Linked DNA regions of Homo sapiens: region 1 is linked to region 2. Evidence: read pairs that join two places in POLR2A ChIA-PET (ENCODE). Cell type or tissue: GM12878. All regions are shown on one strand. Each heading gives the region's core, and the rest is flanking DNA. Links, peaks and the distances in the headings are about the cores only. Region 1 holds the start of LOC105376342 (a long non-coding RNA gene). Region 2 overlaps ADARB2 (adenosine deaminase RNA specific B2 (inactive)).

Region 1 (9,388 bases), core at 878-8,877, 60 kb after region 2:
CTCGTAGACACTCGAACAAAACCGTATCCAGGCCATCACCAATAATTCTACAGGACTATTCCACAATATCACCCCTTACCACAAAATCATCCTTCAGCTTAATCTCTCCCACTCTAGGTTTCCACGCCACCCCTAATCCTGCTTGAAGCAGCCCTGAGAAACATCGCCCATTATCTCTCCATACCACCCCCAAAAATTTTCGCCGCCCCAATACTTTACCACTATTTCGTTCTATTTTTCTTATTAATATAAGAAGACAGGAATGTCAGGCCTCTGAGCCCAAGCTAAGCCATCATATTCGCTGTGACCTGCAGGTACACATCCATCTGGCCGGTTTCTGCCTTAACTGATGACATTACTTTGTGAAATTCCTTCTCCTGGCTCATCCTGGCTCAAAAGCTCCCCTGCTGAGCACCTTGTGACCCCCACCCCTGCCCACCAGAGAACAGCCCCCCTTTTTCCTTTACCTACCCAAATCCTATAAAACGGCCCCACCCCCATCTCCCTTCGCTGATTCTCTTTTTGGACTCAGCCCACCTGCACCCAGGTGAAATAAACGGCCTTGTTGCTCACACAAAGCCTGTTTGGTGTCCCTTCACAGGTACGTGCATGAAAAGAGGAGCCTCAGGGGATGTGACAATGGGCGAAGGAGAGGGGGCTCAGGGGAGAGGGATCGGGGAGCAGGGCCCTCCTGGGCATCCTTGGGATGGGGAAGGTGGCACCCCATGTGCTCTCCCACATCCCCTCTCCTCTCTCGGATGCACCTCTTTCCTTTCTCTGGTTCATTTAAACGTTGGCTTTTCCCAGTTGCCATCTCCTTTAGCTGACCCTGTCCTTTTTGGTGTAATGATGAGTCCCAAAGGAAGGGGGCTCAGCCATCCTAATGGAGCCATTGTCTACCCCAGGGAGGCTGTAGGCTCTCTGCTTACAGAGCCACCTTCCCATGGGGAGCAAGACCCTCTAGCCTCTGAGCTCCATGGAGGTACCCAAGGCGGCACCAGCCCAGGAGGGCAGTGGAGCCCCTGCAGGCAGGTGACCCGATCCTCTCCAGCTTGCACCTCCCTGAGGGCTCCCACGAGGCTCCCATGTGTTCAGGAGTCTCCAACCACCAGGACATGATGCCCAGGTATGTGTCCCTCCCCTGGCTGCCCACCTCCTCCCACACAGTCGGGCTCTGCAGTCTTTCAATCAACTCTTCCCTGCCAGTCAGCCCACCGTGGTTTCTCCCTGTTTGGAACTAATAACAAACACTCTTGTCACTCTTGCTGTGCTAAATCATAGACCTCTATTTTAATGAACAGTGTTCTGTGTCCTCCATCAGCCTAAAGCCCTTGGGGGCTGGGAGGATGGAGCAGGCTGGAGTCTTGAGGATGAGCCCCAGCCCCACAGAAGCTGAGCTCTGCTGTCTGTAACTGTCCTCCCTGCTCCACCCCTCAGTGACTAGACTTTGGACGTGGGACTCAGGTCTCCGGAAACTCAACGTCCTTCTCTGTAAAACAGACCTCAAAAATTTTAAATGAGCGTTACTGTGCATGTAAAGCACGTAGAATAATGTGTGACCCAGATTAAGTGCCTGGGAAATATTAGCTGCTAATGGCACTGTTGTTATCATCAGTAATCATGGCTGTGGAATAGAGACAAGTGGTGAAGCTTGGCTCACAGGCCCTGCTTAACTAATGGACAGTCATATTAACCATATTTGAAAATTCCAAACATGGTATTGGGAACCTATAGGCTTAAATACTTATCAGTTACATATTACAATTTCACCTAACATGTTTTAGTAGGAAGTAGGGTGGCAGAAGCTATTATATAAATGTATATCGTACATTGCATACATTGTATAAACATACATTGTGATTGCATGTACATTGCATAATGTATGCTGTACATTGTATATATGTTGTGTAAACATATCACAATTGTATATACATTTTATACATATGTTATAGAAATATATAGCATACATTGTATATACATTGTATACATGTATAGTGTATAAATGTATATCATACATTGTATTTACATTGTATAAATGCATAAATGTATTGTTAAGCATCTACAAAGCCTCTAGTGCCTCATTAAGGAAGGATTTTCTGAAAGTTTTTTTTTCCATGTGTAATGACAATGAGTGACCTCTCGCTCTTTTTCTGGCCGTCAGCACCTCTTTCACAGACCCAGGACACGAAGAAAGCCAGAAGGTTTGGGGATGGCTGGATCTGCAGGACTGTTTTTCCTTCCCTAAAAGAGCACCTTGCCTTCCTGCATGGACCACAGGATGGTGTGTGTGGCCACAAAACCCAGAAGGTGAGGTGCTGAAAGAAAGCAAGCTGCTGGGATCATTCCTGCTTCAAAGCAGGTGATGTGGCCACAGGCGCATGGGAAGAATGGTCCCAGAGACACAGGCAGCCAGCTGGGGTGGAAGGGCGTCCTGGGGACCCACCCCCTGGAGGGCTTCACAGAGAACAGAACCGCCTGGGGTGAGCTGGTGGAAAACAACAGAACTTCACACAGCCCCAACGATCCATTACCAGGACCCAGAACCTCAGCTTCAACGAGGCTCTGCTTGTCCCCAGTGACTGAAGCCTCCCAGGGCACTTAGCTGACCTGGGGATGATGGAGGGGAGTTGGGGCTTTCATGCTGGCCTTCCAGGGAAGCCTTAGGGCTGGCCCAAGTCTGGAGGAAAAGCTGCATGTAGGAGTGACACCATCTTAAAGCCCATTCTTTGGAAGCCATCATGATGAAAAATGGCACACACTGTTCTTCAATCTCACCTCCCTCCAGCCTTCTCAAGCAAAGCAACAACAACACACTCATCACCACTTCTAAGACACGAGAACTAACTTCAAACAAGCCAATTGTGAAATCCTGATTTTTCTCCTTAAGTAAGTTATGGAATTATTGAAAACCATTAGGAAGGAAGGGCTGATTCCTACCTAACTGGTCTCTCTTCAGTCTTCTCCCTGAGTTACACACTGAGACCTTTGCCACGACAGAAATGACGTTCGTTTTAACCCCGGATTCCTGGGCTTTATGGTCAGGAGGGTTCTTCTAGGGCCCCCACTCACAGCAAGCCCTTTGTAATTTTACACGTAAGTGAAATCAACAGTGACTGTCTGCACAGGGGGTTAAAAGAGTTCCTGTCAGCAAAAGGGCAGAGACGTGAAACCGAACTCAGGACACTGCAAAGATGCTTGGCTCCTGGCCCACTTGTGATTATCCCTCCTCCATTCGATTTATTCACAAAGTGAGTGAGACTGAATGGCTGGTTTCTAGCCAGAGGGGACTTCAATATTTGAGTGAGGGAGACAGGAAAAGACCCAAAAATCGTTAGTGTCCCCACCCTAGGACACTGGCATATCCGTGACCTCTCTGAGTGCTCTGAGAAAAATGAGGGAGGTTGGTGGGCACAGTGGCAGACAGGTGGCTGCTGGAGTCTCCCTCTTCCCACGGGACCCTCCTGTCCCTGGCACCACAATCTCACCTCCTTTCTCACTTTTCAGTTGCAAGGAGGGATGCATGGTTTTTTTAGCAAATAAAATATAAGACATCTGGTTAAATTTGAATTTCAGATAAATAATTACAATTTTTAAATGTAAGCTTGTCACTGTATTTTATCTGGTAACCCCTTGCAAGGAGCCTGCAGACCCCAAGCAAATGTCTTCCCTTAATCTAGAAAACACCTTCACCCAGGATGGGAGCGACATGAGCCATCAGGCCTTTTATTTGCTTTTAATATACTTTGGTGTGGGCATAAGTATCTTAAATAATTGAACCTGTAATTGCACCATAAAAACAATGATGCTAATACAAATAACAGCCAACAAGCATGGAGCGCGTACTCTATTGTTGTAGACACACGAGCCCCAGAAAAACTCTGTGCAGAGGAGAAAACTGAGCCACAGACATGTTAGCAACTTGCTGAATTAAAGACCTTTTGGTAGGTCTCTGAAACGCTCACACAGGACAAGCAGGTTTTTCCTACGTTTGCACAAAGCTCTGCTGACTGTAAGTCTTTCTCTCTGGTGTAGATCTATATACACACATATGTGCATGTGCATCCTGCACAAATAGTGTGTGTGAGAGAGGAAGTAACAGAGAGAGAGACAGACAGAGAGAGAAGGAGAAAAAAATCACCCTGGACTTAGCTCTGGGCATCAAAGAAGTGGCTTCATCTTGACTTGCTGCCTCAACTGATTGAAGCAATCCCAATAATTGGTCATGATTTTTCTGCAAGGATTCAGCTGCGTATTTCTTGGTGTGGGGACAGAGGATGAACCCCTCAGGCTTTCCTCTCACTATGGTGTCTCTGGTGGGAACAGCTGGGGATGCAAAGCCATTATGATGTCGGATAGGAGAGAAACCTGCTGTGCCCTCAGCCCTTGAGGATTGCTTGGTGAGAATGCGGAGCCAGGTCCATCCCAGGAGGAAAAGGCCCAAACTCTAGGCAGCTTCTCCCAGGGACTTCACAGACACTTTTTATGTCTTGAATACCTGCATTCCCAGACCCAAACCCACAGTTCCCAGTTCAAACACCTGGTTCTAGTGCCTTTTCCGCTGCCCAGGGATGCCCCAGGTGCCACCGCTCCCAGTCTCTCCAAGTCTTTACGCAAATATAAAGAACTTCTCACTGGCAGGGAATAATTCTTACAAGGCTGTGTGGCAAATGGAAAGTTTTTTTTTTTCAGCAAAACAAAGATTCTTTTAACATTTGTAGAAAGTCATTCAAGGAACTGTTTCTGAAGGCACTACTTTGGAGTTTGGACTGAGTGTGGGAGAGTGCGGGGTGAGGGTGTGTGGACAACAGGGTGTCTTTGCCTGACATGAAAATTTAAAAAACAAAGAAATAAAGGGGGTACTTGAGGGTGAAAGATAAACTCACAAACAAGTCAATAAACTTCCTTTTCAGAGTTACTGAGCACACAGGTGACTTTTACTGATTTATTTATTTTTACTGGCATTATAGTTTACTTTATTCTCCTTTCTAAATAGTTTTCACAGAAAGAAAATGCTGAAAAGCATTCCTTTATGGTTGCGTTTTTGCTTAGGAATTCTTTTGATGCTAGGGGTGGGGAGCAAACTGAAGAGAGATGTAGGTTTTGTGATTTTATCATTTTTTATGATGATGCCTCCAGGTAGCACATATTTATATCCTGACACAGTCTTGTTCTTACTTCTGAGTACCCAGTTAACCTAGAGGAGTCTTGAGTGGACTGCAGATGAGGAGAGCATGAGGGGTTTGCAATGAGCCAGGCAGGTGCACCTGAGCAGGCACTGCCCCTATCAGCTGATACTCATGGAGAGGAGACTGGCCTGCAAACCCTCTGCCAGTACTGTAAACCCTACATGTTTAGGTCTGGTGTGAGTTCTAAGGAATCTGATAAATGCCTGCCTTTGTCACTCTGGCTGACTCGGATCCCATGAAGCTGATGGGTTAGATGAGTCTGATCCTGAGAAACACCCCCGGGTGCAGGAAATAGTGAAAATCAGATACGAAGAAGCCACACCTGTGATTTTAATCTTTATGAAAATATCATGCTTCTGAACTTCCTCTTTCAAAATTCGGATGACACACAAGTCTATCGTACGTCATCTTTACCACTGGAGGGTGGCTTCACGTGTTTATAAGGAAGCTGATATTGTGAATCCCAACCTCCACCACAACGCTCACCCTTACAGACACACTATTGCAGGTCTCCGAGGGCCTTTGGGAGGCCCTGCTTCCTGCGAGCTGTCCCGGCAGGACAGAGACTCTTCCCGCCGCGGCCCTGCCATTCCAGGCTGAGGCTGTGAGCAGCACCATGACAAGCTCCAGCCGCAGTGGCTCTCAACAGTGTGGGTCTCTGACCACCCGACGAGCTGGAAGTGCAGACCGCTGACCTCCCTTGAGAACCTACTGGGTTCTTGCAGTAGGCTCCTCAGCGGTGTCTAAACACGCCACTCAGATGATTCTATGCACCATCACATTGGAAACTTTTTTCATTGACTGTTACTTAATGAGAAGACTTCCCTCCGGGATGGTTCTGAAGCTTCCTTCATAGGAGCAAGCCTTTGGCGGAGAGCACTGAGCAGACGTGCAGCATCTTTGCTGGCTTCTACCGAAACACCATGGATCCAGACGTGGTTTTGTGGTCCTGCACGTGGAAGCCAGCCCTGCGTGGGGTGAGCCTGGGACTGTGGGCAGAGAACCTCAAGCACCGGGCCGGCACCCAAGTGCAGAGACTGCATCGTCCCAGCAGGAGGCGCTGCTTCCAGGCTCCCTGGACGGACTCCGGGAGGGCGGCCTTTCCCCCCAGCCCCAGAGGTGGGCCTGCCCTTTTCCGAGCGTGGGACACAGCCCAGGAAAACGCATGGCTTGTCCTCCAGACACAGGTGCTAACAGGGCCGTCAGACAAGGGCCAGGGACTCAGGCTTTTAGGAATTTCAGCTCCAGAGCCACCATGCAGTGGGACCAGGGGTCTGCGTGGACAGGAAGCAAGCTGTGTAGACGGGGGTCCATGAAGTAGAGACAGGGTTTTGGGGAAGGTTGGGGCAGGGCAAGGAGGAAAAGCCACATTTACAGCAATTTCTGAAGTCTTTTCATTTTTTCCCCCTGAATCACATCCATAATAGGATTTGAATTTAATAAACTGCTGAAGGTTCCTGGCCCTGAGTCCCAGTGTCCTCCCAGCCCCCGCCCAGCTGTGGGTGTGCATGGGGAGCGGTACGAGGGAGGGTAAAATGGGCCCCTTGGACGCCGCGTGCAGAGCAGAGATGAATGGCCCGAAACCCTCGCGCTGCTCTGCGCCCTTCGTCATCCAGTCGGGGTGGTTAGGGACTGTCAGAGAAAAATAATTTAGCGGCCATGGCTCTAACTGATGTGCTGCATTCTGGGGTCAAATGACTTTTACAAAGTAGTAGTGCTGCCTGGTTTCTCCATCGTGAGAGCTCAGGGCTGACAACATGAAAGAAAAAGGCACTGCAGCCAGAATTCACTGACATTCTTCACATTTCACATGAGTGGGACGCAGGAGGGGGGCTGGGGAGGGTGGAGGGATGTTTCCTGCTTAACAGATTCAACAGAAGAGTGGCAGGCTCAGCTGGGTGAGCAAGGTATCCCAGCGACGGGGGACACGCCCCAGACCATGGGTGGTGGGGCTTCTCAGAGGAGGTGGCAGGAGACCCGAGCCTGCCAAGGTTGCACCTAAGGTCACGGGCAGCATTAGGAGGGCTCTCTCCCAGTCTCCCCACCCCCCCATCCCCCCTCCCCCAGGCTGCAGGGGTGAAGTGGCTTCCAGGACGGTCACTGGCAAGTTTAAGCTACAGAGAGTGTAGAAACAGGGTGAAAAAGGAAGAGAGAAGGGAGTAAATAAGAAGGAGGTGTAAGAAAAGACCAAGCCAGGCCCCAGCGCCCTTGTGAGGAAGTGCCCAGGGACTTATGTGGAAGCCATCCTTGCTGTCTGCCACCTTGTTTTTACTTACATTGTGTTTTTATTTGAGGGCGAGTTTGGACGGCAAGACTGATGGAGATTGTGGTCTAAATGCCTCTAACCCACTCCTTAAAATGACCACCGGATGTTCCACAAGTACTTGAAAATGAATGAATGGCTTCCCGAGAGGCAGAAGGCAGGGGTGTGCCCTACCCCACGCCGGCCAAGAGTTCAACAAGCATTGGTTGACAAGTGAATAGTGAGCACTTGAACCCAGTCACAATTCAAGATGAGGGCTCTGCCATGACGCATGTGGTCTGTGTCACCCTGCAGTCTCCCTGAGCAGTGTCTGAGGTTCGAGTGGGACCCTACATTCGTGAAGAGATTTATCATCTCCCCAGGCAAAATAACAGATTCTGTCCTAGGTGTTGTGATGTAACAATGGTAGCGATCACAGCCATAACTTACAATTATTGCATACTTACGACGAGTCCCGCACTGGGCTAAGTGCTTTTTAACTATGTGAAATGTTTCTTTCCTTGATTGATGCCAAAATGAATAAAGATAATTTTCTGTATCTGCTACATTAGTGATGCCCACAGATAATTCTGAACATGATAAGAGAAAAGATAATTTGCATAAATCAGCCATTGCAAGACTTGGCAGGATAAGATTGTTTTAAAATGGTATCAGAATAGTTTCTGACAGATAGGAGGCAGGAAAATAGGGTCTGGAGGCAGGAACATAAGGCCGGTGCACACTGACTTCCTAGAGCTGAATCAAATGGAAATACTTCAGCGATGACAGGAAATGTCCTCTCCATTTACACAGGGCCTACGCCGAGTAACCAATGGAAATCTCTAGAGGGTATTTAAACCCCAGAAACTTCAGTAACGGGCTCTTGGGCCCCTGTGCTCAGGTGCTCCCACCCCGTGGAGTGTGCTTTCATTTCCCAGAAATATCTGCTTTTGTTGCTTCGTTCTTTCCTTGCTGTGTGGGTTTTGTCCAGTTCTTTGCTCAAGGCGCCAAGAACCTGGACACCTCCAACCGGTAACGCCCAGACAGTTGAGAACATGTCTGGAGTGAGTGAAGGTAATCGCAGGTTAGAAGGCGGACCCACAGCTGCGCAGGAAGGAACCGGAGGGGTCCTGCCGGGCAGAGTGAGGCCCAGCTCCCCACTCTCGCTCCGGCCTCCTCGGCCTCCCAGCGCGATTCTCCCTTGGACCAGGGACCCCGTCTGGATCCTGCCGGGCTGGCGGCCTCTCCGGCTGCTCCCAGGCACAGGGCGCCTCCCTGGTGGAAAACTTGACCCCAATTTTACCCGGCACGACCATCCGACCCTACGCGTGGAGACCCAGTCACGGACGAAACCTGGCACGGGGGACCCGTCCCTCCCCCTGCAGACAGAGGCGCCCTGGCCGCTCCCCACCCGGCCTCGCTGTCTCCTCCCGGGCAGCCGCATTGTCACCCTCAAAACCGCCGGCAGCACCTGTTCTCCCATCAATCACCTCACCAGGCCGGGAGACATTCTTTCCCCTCCCGCTCCACGCGGCCTCTCCTTCTCCGAGAAGCCTGGACGCCACTCCCAACAGGGAAAGGTCGGGGTCTCCCCCGCGCCCCCAGCGCCGCCCGTTCCCCCTGCACCCGCCGCGCCCCTCACCTGCGGCATTGGCGTCCTCCTGGCCCTGCCGGGCGCGTGGCCGGGCATCTGGATGTCGAACAGCTCCTGCAGTGCGGCCTGCGCGGCCTGACCCCGGGCCAGCTTCTTGCTGCGCCCCGAGCCCTCGAACGTCCTGCCGTCCACGCTCACGGCCATCACGAAGCTCCGCGCGCGCCGCTCGGCCGGTTCTGCCAGACACACGTAGCGCAGCCCGGCGCGCAGGCGGTTCAGCAGCACCACGGGGTTGCGCTCGCCCGGGGCCGCGGGGGTGGCGGGGGTCGGGCCCACCAGGTCCAGCGCGCGGCACAGCAGCCGCCG
Region 2 (9,388 bases), core at 689-8,688:
CAGACTTTACTCACTGATGCCTCTCGGAGTGTCGGCAGGGCAATGTCTTTCTCGCAGCAGAAATGCAAAACAAAAGACAGCATCTGTGGCTTGCAGGGGGGCGGGGGCATGGGGGAGCTGTTGGTCATCTGGAAGTGCAAACAAAGAAAAAACTTAGAGCAAGCTCAGAAGAGAACTTCCCATGAATGGGAATTCCATCAGGTGGGCTGCAGGGTGAGGAGGAGATGGATGAAAATCAGCTGCAGTGGGTACGAGAATAGATCATTTGAGATGAGGAAGAATTCAACTTTTCCACCATTGAAGATGAGTGACTGCCGATAGAATCAGCTCTGTGGTGGCCACATCTCTCCATCGGGGTGTGCTTGCAGTTCTGTTGGAGAAATTCCATTTCTGATGCCAGCCATGTGCAGATGGCTGAGGCTCACATGAGCAGTGTGTGTGCAAGAACAGAGGCCCAGGAAGACTTGTGATGCCTGGGACCTGGCGGGGTGACGTGGCTCCTCACTTACCCATCTTCAGTGTGAGGATGAATTCCTCATTTCTGTCAGCCACAGCTGCACACTCTGAGTGTGTGCTGATGGGCCCTTGACTCACCTGATGGCGTTTCACCTTACAGCTGGGGAAACTGATTCTCGAAGAAGGCAGCAGCCCCTCGCGTTGTTTGACTGATAACCAAGCAGAGGGTTCCAGTGATGTCGACCCTAGGACTTCTCCGGCTCTGACATGACTGTCTCGCTTCCCCCATCCAGCGATGGTAACCGCTGGGTCACACTGCCTTGCCTTTCTGTTATCTTGCCCCCAACGTCAAAGCTTTGCTGAGCTCATTATTACACCTGTGATGGAATTCCAGTCAAGCCATCTCCTTCCCTGAGTTGAAAATTGCTTCTCCCCTGATGCCAGCCCTAATTAGCGCTACCCAATTCTGACAACCCATGTGCCCACAGCATGGAGTGGTGGCTCTCAGCCCTGCCTGCAAATTGTATTCTCCTGGGGAGATTTAAAAACTGTCCCCTGCCAAGGCCCCGACCTAGACCAATTGTGATAGGATGCCTGGGCTGGGGCCAGGATGTCTCTGTTTGTCAAAGCAGATTTCTGTGTGCAGCTGGAGTGCGGAGTCACTGGCAGCAGGTAAGCAGCTGGCTTCTGCGGGAACGGCCCACATCCTTTCCTGGTGAAACATGTTGAATATCTTCATTACGTGTGTTCCTCTCACTTCAGGTGTGGAAATGCCGGTGTTCCAGGAAGGCCAGGACAAGGCCTTTCTGTTTGAGGTCATGGCGTTATGTCTGGTGCAGAGCTCGACATATGACGTTTGTCGCTGTTGGTTGGCTGATTGATGGGGCCTGGGGAGTGTGAATGTGACATGGGATGTGGGAGAGAAACATCAGAGGAGCTAAAAGCCAAGAAATGACCTTCAAGGTGCTGCAAAATCTTGGGAAGAGTGTGAGAGTTCGGTGCAGGAAGATATGCTGGGGTTACAGGTATTTACATCCCAGGCATGTGTTGAAGTGGATTGCTGTGCACTTTTGACCTCTTTAAGTCATTTAGGTGATAATCAGATAGAACATAACAATTTCACCAGGAAATGTTGGGGACAACATCAGAGATGTCCGATGCAATTTAGGAGAAAGAGTACAACGGACAGGGAGGACAAGAGGACCCTGAGTGCCGCTCTCTCTGGTGGTGGGAGTCTGGGCTCTGAGCTGACGTGTGCGCCTCTGTTTCTTCAATGACCTCTCTTGATACGATTTTGGATCTGCCTCTAGAATCCTGACTTATTTAGAGATCAGAAATAGCAGAATGCATGAAGGGTCTCATTAAGAATTTTTGCTTTTTAGAATTACCTAAGTTTAAAATACAGAATAATGATAAATGGTTTTATTTTATTCTTTCAAAATATTTTTCAGAAAATAATCTCTAATATCATTGAATATGGGAGAAGTACAGCTTCTTTAAGACCCTGTTGATTCACAGACTGTAGTAGGAAAAGGTGGCCTATGTGTGGTGCAGCAGTAAGCTCTTGCTGTGTAATGACCATCCCCAAGCGCAACGGCTCAGTCAGCAAGCATTTGCTCCTCACTCAGGAGCCTGTGGTTGGACTGGGGTGGGGTGATATTGACTGGCCTGTGCAGCTTGGCTTCCAGCTGTGCTGTGGGGTCAGGCCCGCTCCATGTGCAACTCCCTTTGGATCAGCCCCTCTGGAGACCCCTTCCTGTCATGGTGCTGGCAGATGTGCCAGGGTCCAAGTCCACCTGCTCAAGTGAACTTCAAACCTCTGCTTATTGGGACCCTCCAGTCCCACTGGCCTAAGCAGGATCCACGTGTAAGACAAACATGAATGGGAGGGGAAAGTATGTTCCCTCCACAGAGGAGGGAGAGAAGGCGAATATTTACTGACCTGTAATCTAACCCATCTCAACAGCTTAGTGTGTGCAGACTGTAGAAAAATGTGAAGGCTCCAGGAAGTCTGTACTAAAGCTTTCATTCCCCACTGCTGGTCTCTCACAGTAGAGATGCTGCTTAACCCCATTATCGGAGGACAGGACTGAAATGGTTATTGGCTACTGATGATTCCATAACGTATTCTATGCTTTTCCAGACAACTGCCACATTGAGACACCTAACTGGCGGCAGAGAATTGAGGGACAGGCCTGGTGCATGGGAGTCTTCCTGTGGTGCTGTGGAGTACAGAAGGCCAAGTGCTCCATCACAAACGTTGGGGGAGGGCAGGGGGAAGGGGTCAGGATGGTTGTCTGCAGCTTTGCCTGGGACTCTCTGCATTTAGCATCTTTCTATCCACAACATATGTAATGACCCCAAAACTCCTGGGACACAATCAAGTGTGGAAAGGAGGAGGCCCTGCTGTCTGTGTTCTAAGCTCAACAACATAATTGGAAAATGGGAGAGTAGTTTTTAGCCACCCTCATTTCTACTGCAAAATTCCTTTTTCACTCATCCCTTTCTCCTTCCTTACTGCCAGAAAAAATACACTCCTTCTCTGCTCCCAGCCTGGCTCCTTGCTAAGATGCTCGGTGCTGTCCTGCCCGCTGCCTTCAGGGCAGTAACAGTCTGTCTTTTCTAACTCCCATCTCTCCAGTATTTTATTTGTGTAATCTTTCGTGTTTTCCTTTTCTTTTCCTCCTATACAAAATACCTATCTAAACACAAACAAAAATAAGTATCCTGGATTCAATAGTATCCTCCAAATTTAGGTCTACCCAGAACCTCAGAGCATAATGTTATTTGGAAATAGGGTGTTTGCAGATGTGATTAGTAAAGGATTTAGAAACGAAATTATCCTGGCCTTAGAGGAAGCCCTAAATCCAGGGACTGGTGTCTTTATCGCAGGGAGGAAGGGAGGTGTAGCCCCCGTCGGCCTTGGGTATGGAGGGAGGCGTAGCCCCCGTCAGCCGTGGTTATGGACCCGCAGGTGTTATGTTTCTTCACTGCAACTGAGCCCCATTAGCTCAAAGCTTGCCAGAGCCAAACTCAAGTTTTTACACATCCAGTTATTTTAAAAATAGCCCAAACAAGCAGATTTTTAGCCGTTGAAATGGTACCTGCTTGGCATTCCCTGTGAAACCTTACCATAGAGCTGTTCCCCACTGATAAGGTGGGGCCTTGTGGTTATAAGACCACTGGCCGTTCAGACCCCGAAGAGCCCTCTGACCCAGAGACCCCCGAGGGTGGCTGCGTGGCATCGCCTGGACAAGGAGCCCCCTCTGAACCCCTCTTCCCAGCAGCTCCCTTGCCCTCCTCTCCTCTTGGAACAGTCTTAGGCCATGACAGATGCCCCTGCATGCAAATCTGTCCAAGCGCCAGCCTCATACAGCCTGTGTGCGCTCCTGCCACCGGGGGGCACACCTTTTTCCTCGGTAAGCCCTGAAACTCCCCCAGTCTAGAGACGCGGGCACAGCCAGGACAGCAGCAGCCATGGAGGCAGGGGCTGGAGGGATGCAGCCGCAGCCCGGGGCAGAGGATCCCCAGCCATGGCTGGAGGCCAGGAGAGAGGGTGGGACAGATGCCCCTTAGAATCAGAAGGAACCAGCCCTGCCCACACCTGGAGGTCAGCTCTGGTTCCAGAGCTTTGAGAGAATAAACTTCTGTCATTTCAGCCACCTGGGTGTGCTCACTTGCTGTAGCGGCTGAGGAGCTCTCACAAACACAGCCTTGCTTTCCACTTCCCTCCCTCCTATTTGAGATAGCAAAAAATGGACCATTCTGTCATTTATTCATTTCAGAAACACACACATTGTCTCCATTGTGCCTCCCACATGCCAGGCAGCAAACGAAACGGACAGAGATCTGTCATTCCGGGAGACTAAAATGTAGGGAGTAGATGCTATTGAAAAAAATAACACAAGTTTATAAAGACAAAATGAAGTTTCTCACAATGGCTTTGTAAACACAGCTTGGGGAAAACAGCCGGCTATGTTTTTATGTTTTTTTGCCAAGGAAGGTTTTTTGGAGTGGCTGGACTTAAGGGTTTCCATGGAGTCTGCTCTGGGTGATCCCGGGGGCACATCCCAGGGCTGAGCAGATGTTGTCTATTGAAAGTGAGGTTTTCCCTTCACCTAATTTACAGCCTATATTTGAGATGCTATTGCGCTTAAAACCTAGGCAGGATGGTATGCACAAAATTCACCTTGAGGGAGCCCAGAGAAGACTTCATAGAGACAGGCAGTAGCCAAACTGAGGCAAGGAAGGGCCTCTTTTTTGGAAGAAACAGGACACACGTGGATGGAGAAGACACATACTGGGCTCAAGCAGGAGCTCCCCTCAAGGGCACGTGCCCCACTGCAGAGTGCAGTGCAATGCTGCCGACTATCCCATGTGCGACGGGAATTTTTTTTTTTTTTTTTTTTTTTTTTTTTTTTTTTTTTTTTTTTTTTTTTTTAGATTTGCCCAGGCTGGAGTGCAGTGGCACACTCTTGGCTCACTGCAGCCTCCACCTCTGGGGCTCAAGTGATCCTCTCACTTTAGCCTCCCGAGAAGCTAGGACCACTGACGTGCATCACCATGCCCGGTTAAGTTTTTATTTTTATTTTTTGTAGAGATGGGGTTTCACTATGGTGCCCAGGTTGGTCTTGAACTTCTGGGCTCAAGTGATCCACCTGCCTTGGCCTCCCAAACTGCTGGGATGACAGGTGTGAGCCACAGTGCCCAGCCACAATGCCATTTTTATTTGATGTTGGATAATGATTCTCCCTTATGATGATAGTGAAGCCAGCTGGAAGACACATGCTCTTAAATGTCTTGTGTGTTAAGAAGGAAAGCGTAAGTGACTAGGAGACCAGATCACAGGGACCCCAGCTAATCTGGGGAGTCACGAAGGGGCCCCAGATGGGGAAACCCACAAGCAGAGCCCGGAAGGCATCAGGAGCCTGCCTGCAAAAGCCAGGAAGTGCAGAACCAGTGTGCGTAGAGTGTGAGGGGCACCTGCCTCACTGGGGGACGTGGACGTGGCCACAGCCCCAGCCTGGACTGCCCCTCACATGTCAGCAGGGGTGTCCTTCCCCTGCCCCTGGTGAAGATCTAGCAGACTCCAGGCATTAGAAAATTCTAGAGTCACTTTAAGTCGCAAGCAGTGACTCCTTTGGTGATTTTAAGTGTGCAGCCCCGTATGTCATCCACTAGTTTGGACGGTATGCAAATGAGAACTCTGCCCTGGCTGATCGCCTGTGTGAGATTCTCAGCCCTGACCACAGGAGGATGAGGCTGTGTCCTGCAGACCTCATGGGGAAGCTGCCCTCCCATCCCACACTGGTGCACGGCTTGGTGCAGCAGCTTTCTGTAGGACGTGGAGCTAAGGACATTTCATCCATCAGACTAGGGACTCTTCTGCCCCTGGGCTTCGCCTCCTTCTGCTTCCTGACCTCCTGGGTTACGATGCAGCAGCAGCCTTTGGTTTGGGCTCCTGGGCAAAGAGAGGGTCCCACAGTCTGGTCCCCTGTGCTTCCGGAGGCCATGCGGACACCCTGGCCTCTTCCCTGCTCTGTGTCTCCAAGTGAATAAAGTGCAGTTGCTACTTGAATGTGGCTCATTGTCCTAACGGCCACTTCACGCCTGGCCATCAACCACATGCTGGAGTTACCTACCTCACCAGGGGGGCCCGGTGGAGGACCCTGGAGGCAGAGGTCCTTTTCCTTGGTTCCCCACCATCCTGGCCGTACCCACCACACTTGTCTCATCTCGCAGGGATGAGATTTTCCCACTCTGCCCTCCAGCTGTTTAAAGATCCTTCCCTGTTTTGGTGCTTTTGGGATTTTTAAAAATAAAAACTATCATAGTTGCCTCTTAAGTAGTCTCTCTGCTTCTCATCTGTCTTCCTTCCAAACCCTTTTAGCCTTGCTGGTGGCTTAAGTTTTCTCACATGCAGGTATAATGGCATCTACAGATGGATGCCCATTGAAGGCTGCCCTCGCAGCAGGGATGGTTCTTCCACATCCCCTCCTGTTCCTACAGTGACGGCTGCTCCCAGCCTCTCACACCACACCACACAGCCAGGCTGATGCCAGCTCCACGCCCCCCACACCACCTCTCCTTGGGGCACCCCCACGCCTCTCCTCCTGACATTGCTGGGCTCACACAGACACCTCCTCCTCCACTAATCAATTCCCCCCATGTGTGCTCCTATAACACTTAAAAATATCTTTCCTATGTTACTCATGACACGGTATAATTTGTTCATTCGTTCAATGAATATTTACTGAAGACCTGTTCAAAATGCTTCTTTAGCTGCCTCCCTGAGCATAGCAATTGTATCTTCCTCATTTTAAAATTCCTCGTGGGCTTCATAGATGCTCAGTAAATATTCACTGAAAAGGGATTTGGATTTAAAATCAAAACATACAGATGTGAATCTGCTGCCATGCACTGTCTGGCTGTGGGCAATCATTTACCCTGCTCTTGGAGGCTTGTTTTTCTCATCCATGAGATATTACAACCCCACTTGTTCTTTCACCTTGATGTGGTCACTATGCCAAAAGAGAGGACATGTAGGCCAAGGTGCTTAGAAGATAAAGCAATATGCAATGTAAGATGCTGCTGTGATTGTCAGGGTTGTGACATGCTTCTGGGATCAGTGATCAAGGAGCTGAATTGGCCCTGGTGTCCACTCTATTGCCGGACCGTGGTGTCATCTCCCACTTAAAAACCACTGGTTCTGAGAGGAATTGACCAAATACAGGGCACATAAGCACTGGTCAGAAAGCTCACTCCTCTTGGTAAAATACTGAGGAATTACGGAACGCTTTCTTGTCTCTTCAGTTATGGTACTGATGATAAAATCGTGGCACAGGGATTTAACAGGTCCACACGGTTATGGACTCTGTGCGTGCTAATTTTAAAGATAACAAGATAAAATGTTTACTTAATTCCGTTAAAAATAAAATACAGAAGTGACTTAACTGCTGAATGTTCATAGAGATGAGAAAAATTAAGTGGCCAAGCAAAAGTCATCAACTCTGGTTACCACCAACAGAGGGGGATAGCAGCCTTTGATATGGGGATAGGCTTGAACAGGTGAATTTTAGAACCTAAATAGATTATAAATGGAAGTGCTTACATACATTATTGAAAATGAAACCCATCAAAATATTGAATATCAATCAATGCCCAATATAAAACCGTTAAGAAAATCAACCTTAAACAGAAAACTTTCTTTTCTTGATGCTTCTCTCTTCTCTCTCTCTCTCTGTCCCTCCATTCCTCCCTCCTTCCCTCCCTCTTCAGGGTTCATTAATTTGGCTGATTAAATACTAGGGTGACTGCTTAGGATTTAGAGTAAAGACCAGGCATCCCTGAGAAATCATTATGGATTTCTTGTGGTTTATTTCCTGTCATTGAATTTTGTGCTAACACCTCTGGTATAATCCTGCCAAGTAGCTAATTTTTAACAAATAGACTATATTTTAAAGCAGTTTTAAGTTCAAAGCAAAACTGGGCAGAAGCTACAGAGATGTTCCCTGTACCTGCTGCCTCCACACATGCACCTGCTCCTCTATTATCAAAGTCCCCACAATTGGTGACCTTACAGTGACACATCACTACCACCTGGAGCCCACGGTTCACAGGAGGGCTCACTCTGGTGTTGTGCACTGCATGGGTTTGACAAATGTATAAAATGTATCTCCCATCTAGGGAGGAGCCAAGATGGCCGAATAGGAACAGCTCCAGTCTACAGCTCCCAGCCTGAGCGACGCAGAAGACGGGTGATTTCTGCATTTCCATCTGAGGTACCAGGTTCATCTCACTAGGGAGTGCCAGACAGTGGGTGCAGGTCAGTGGGTGCGCACACCGTGCGCGAGCCGAAGCAGGGCGAGGCATTGCCTCACTTGGGAAGCGCAAGGGGTCAGGGAGTTCCCTTTCCTAATCAAAGAAAGGGGTGACGGACGGCACCTGGAAAATCCGGTCACTCCCACCTGAATACTGCGCTTTTCCGACGGGCTTAAAAAACGGCGCACCACGAGATTATATCCCACACCTGGCTCGGAGGGTCCTACCCCACGGAGTCTCGCTGATTGCTAGCACAGCAGTCTGAGATCAAACTGCAAGGCGGCAGCGAGCCTGGGGGAGGGGCGCCCACCATTGGCCAGGCTTGCTTAGGTAAACAAAGCAGCCGGGAAGCTCGAACTGGGTGGAGCCCACCACAGCTCAAGGAGGCCTGCGTGCCTCTGTAGGCTCCACCTCTGGGGGCAGGGCACAGACAAACAAAAAGACAGCAGTAACCTCTGCAGACTTAAATGTCCCTGTCTGACAGCTTTGAAGAGAGCAGGGGTTCTCCCAGTATGCAGCTGGAGATCTGAGAACGGGCAGACTGCCTCCTCAAGTGGGTCCCTGACCCCTGACCCCTGAGCAGCCTAACTGGGAGGCACCCTCCAGCAGGGGCACACTGACACCTCACACTACAGGGTACTCCAACAGACCTGCAGCTGAGGGTCCTGTCTGTTAGAAGGAAAACTAACAAACAGAAAGGACATCCACACCAAAAACCCATCTGTACATCACCATCATCAAAGACCAAAAGTAGATAAAACCACAAAGATGGGGAAAAAACAGAACAGAAAAACTGGAAACTCTAAAAATCAGAGCGCCTCTCCTCCTCCAAAGGAACACAGCTCCTCACCAGCAACGGAACAAAGCTGGACGGAGAATGACTTTGACTAGCTGAGAGAAGAAGGCTTCAGACGATCAAATTACTCTGAGCTACGGGAGGACATTCAAACCAAAGGCAAAGAAGTTGAAAACTTTGAAAAAAATTTAGAAGAATTTGTAACTAGAATAACCAATACAGAGAAGTGCTTAAAGGAGCTGATAGAGCTGAAAACCAAGGCTCGAGAACTACGTGAAGAATGCAGAAGCCTCAGGAGCCGATGCGATCAACTGG

Evidence for each region. Peaks named below come from ENCODE experiments on the same cell type or tissue, not always from the same donor. Only the 100,000 strongest peaks of a DNase experiment are listed, where the experiment ranks them.
Region 1: POLR2A ChIA-PET joins it to region 2 with 12 read pairs; 2 of 35 experiments call an interaction of 5 or more read pairs at or near these places.

Annotation. Positions count from the first base shown.
Region 1 is chr10:1,353,958-1,363,345 of GRCh38, forward strand. ADARB2 (adenosine deaminase RNA specific B2 (inactive)) reads right to left here. Exons shown (of 10, transcript NM_018702.4): 3 at 9,071-9,388. It overlaps LOC105376342 (a long non-coding RNA gene), which reads left to right and starts at 5,652. Exons shown (of 2, transcript XR_930528.3): 1 at 5,652-6,373; 2 at 7,481-7,994. RefSeq lists an enhancer at 5,488-5,567. In GM12878, for the core only: no CTCF peak of the experiment used is centred there; no DNase peak of the experiment used is centred there; H3K27me3 peaks cover 120 bases.
Region 2 is chr10:1,293,876-1,303,263 of GRCh38, forward strand. The region is part of intron 3 of ADARB2 (adenosine deaminase RNA specific B2 (inactive)); the gene reads right to left. Among named protein-coding and RNA genes, the nearest start is that of LINC00200, 140 kb to the left of the region's middle. RefSeq lists an enhancer at 1-618. In GM12878, for the core only: a CTCF peak has its summit at 7,489; no DNase peak of the experiment used is centred there.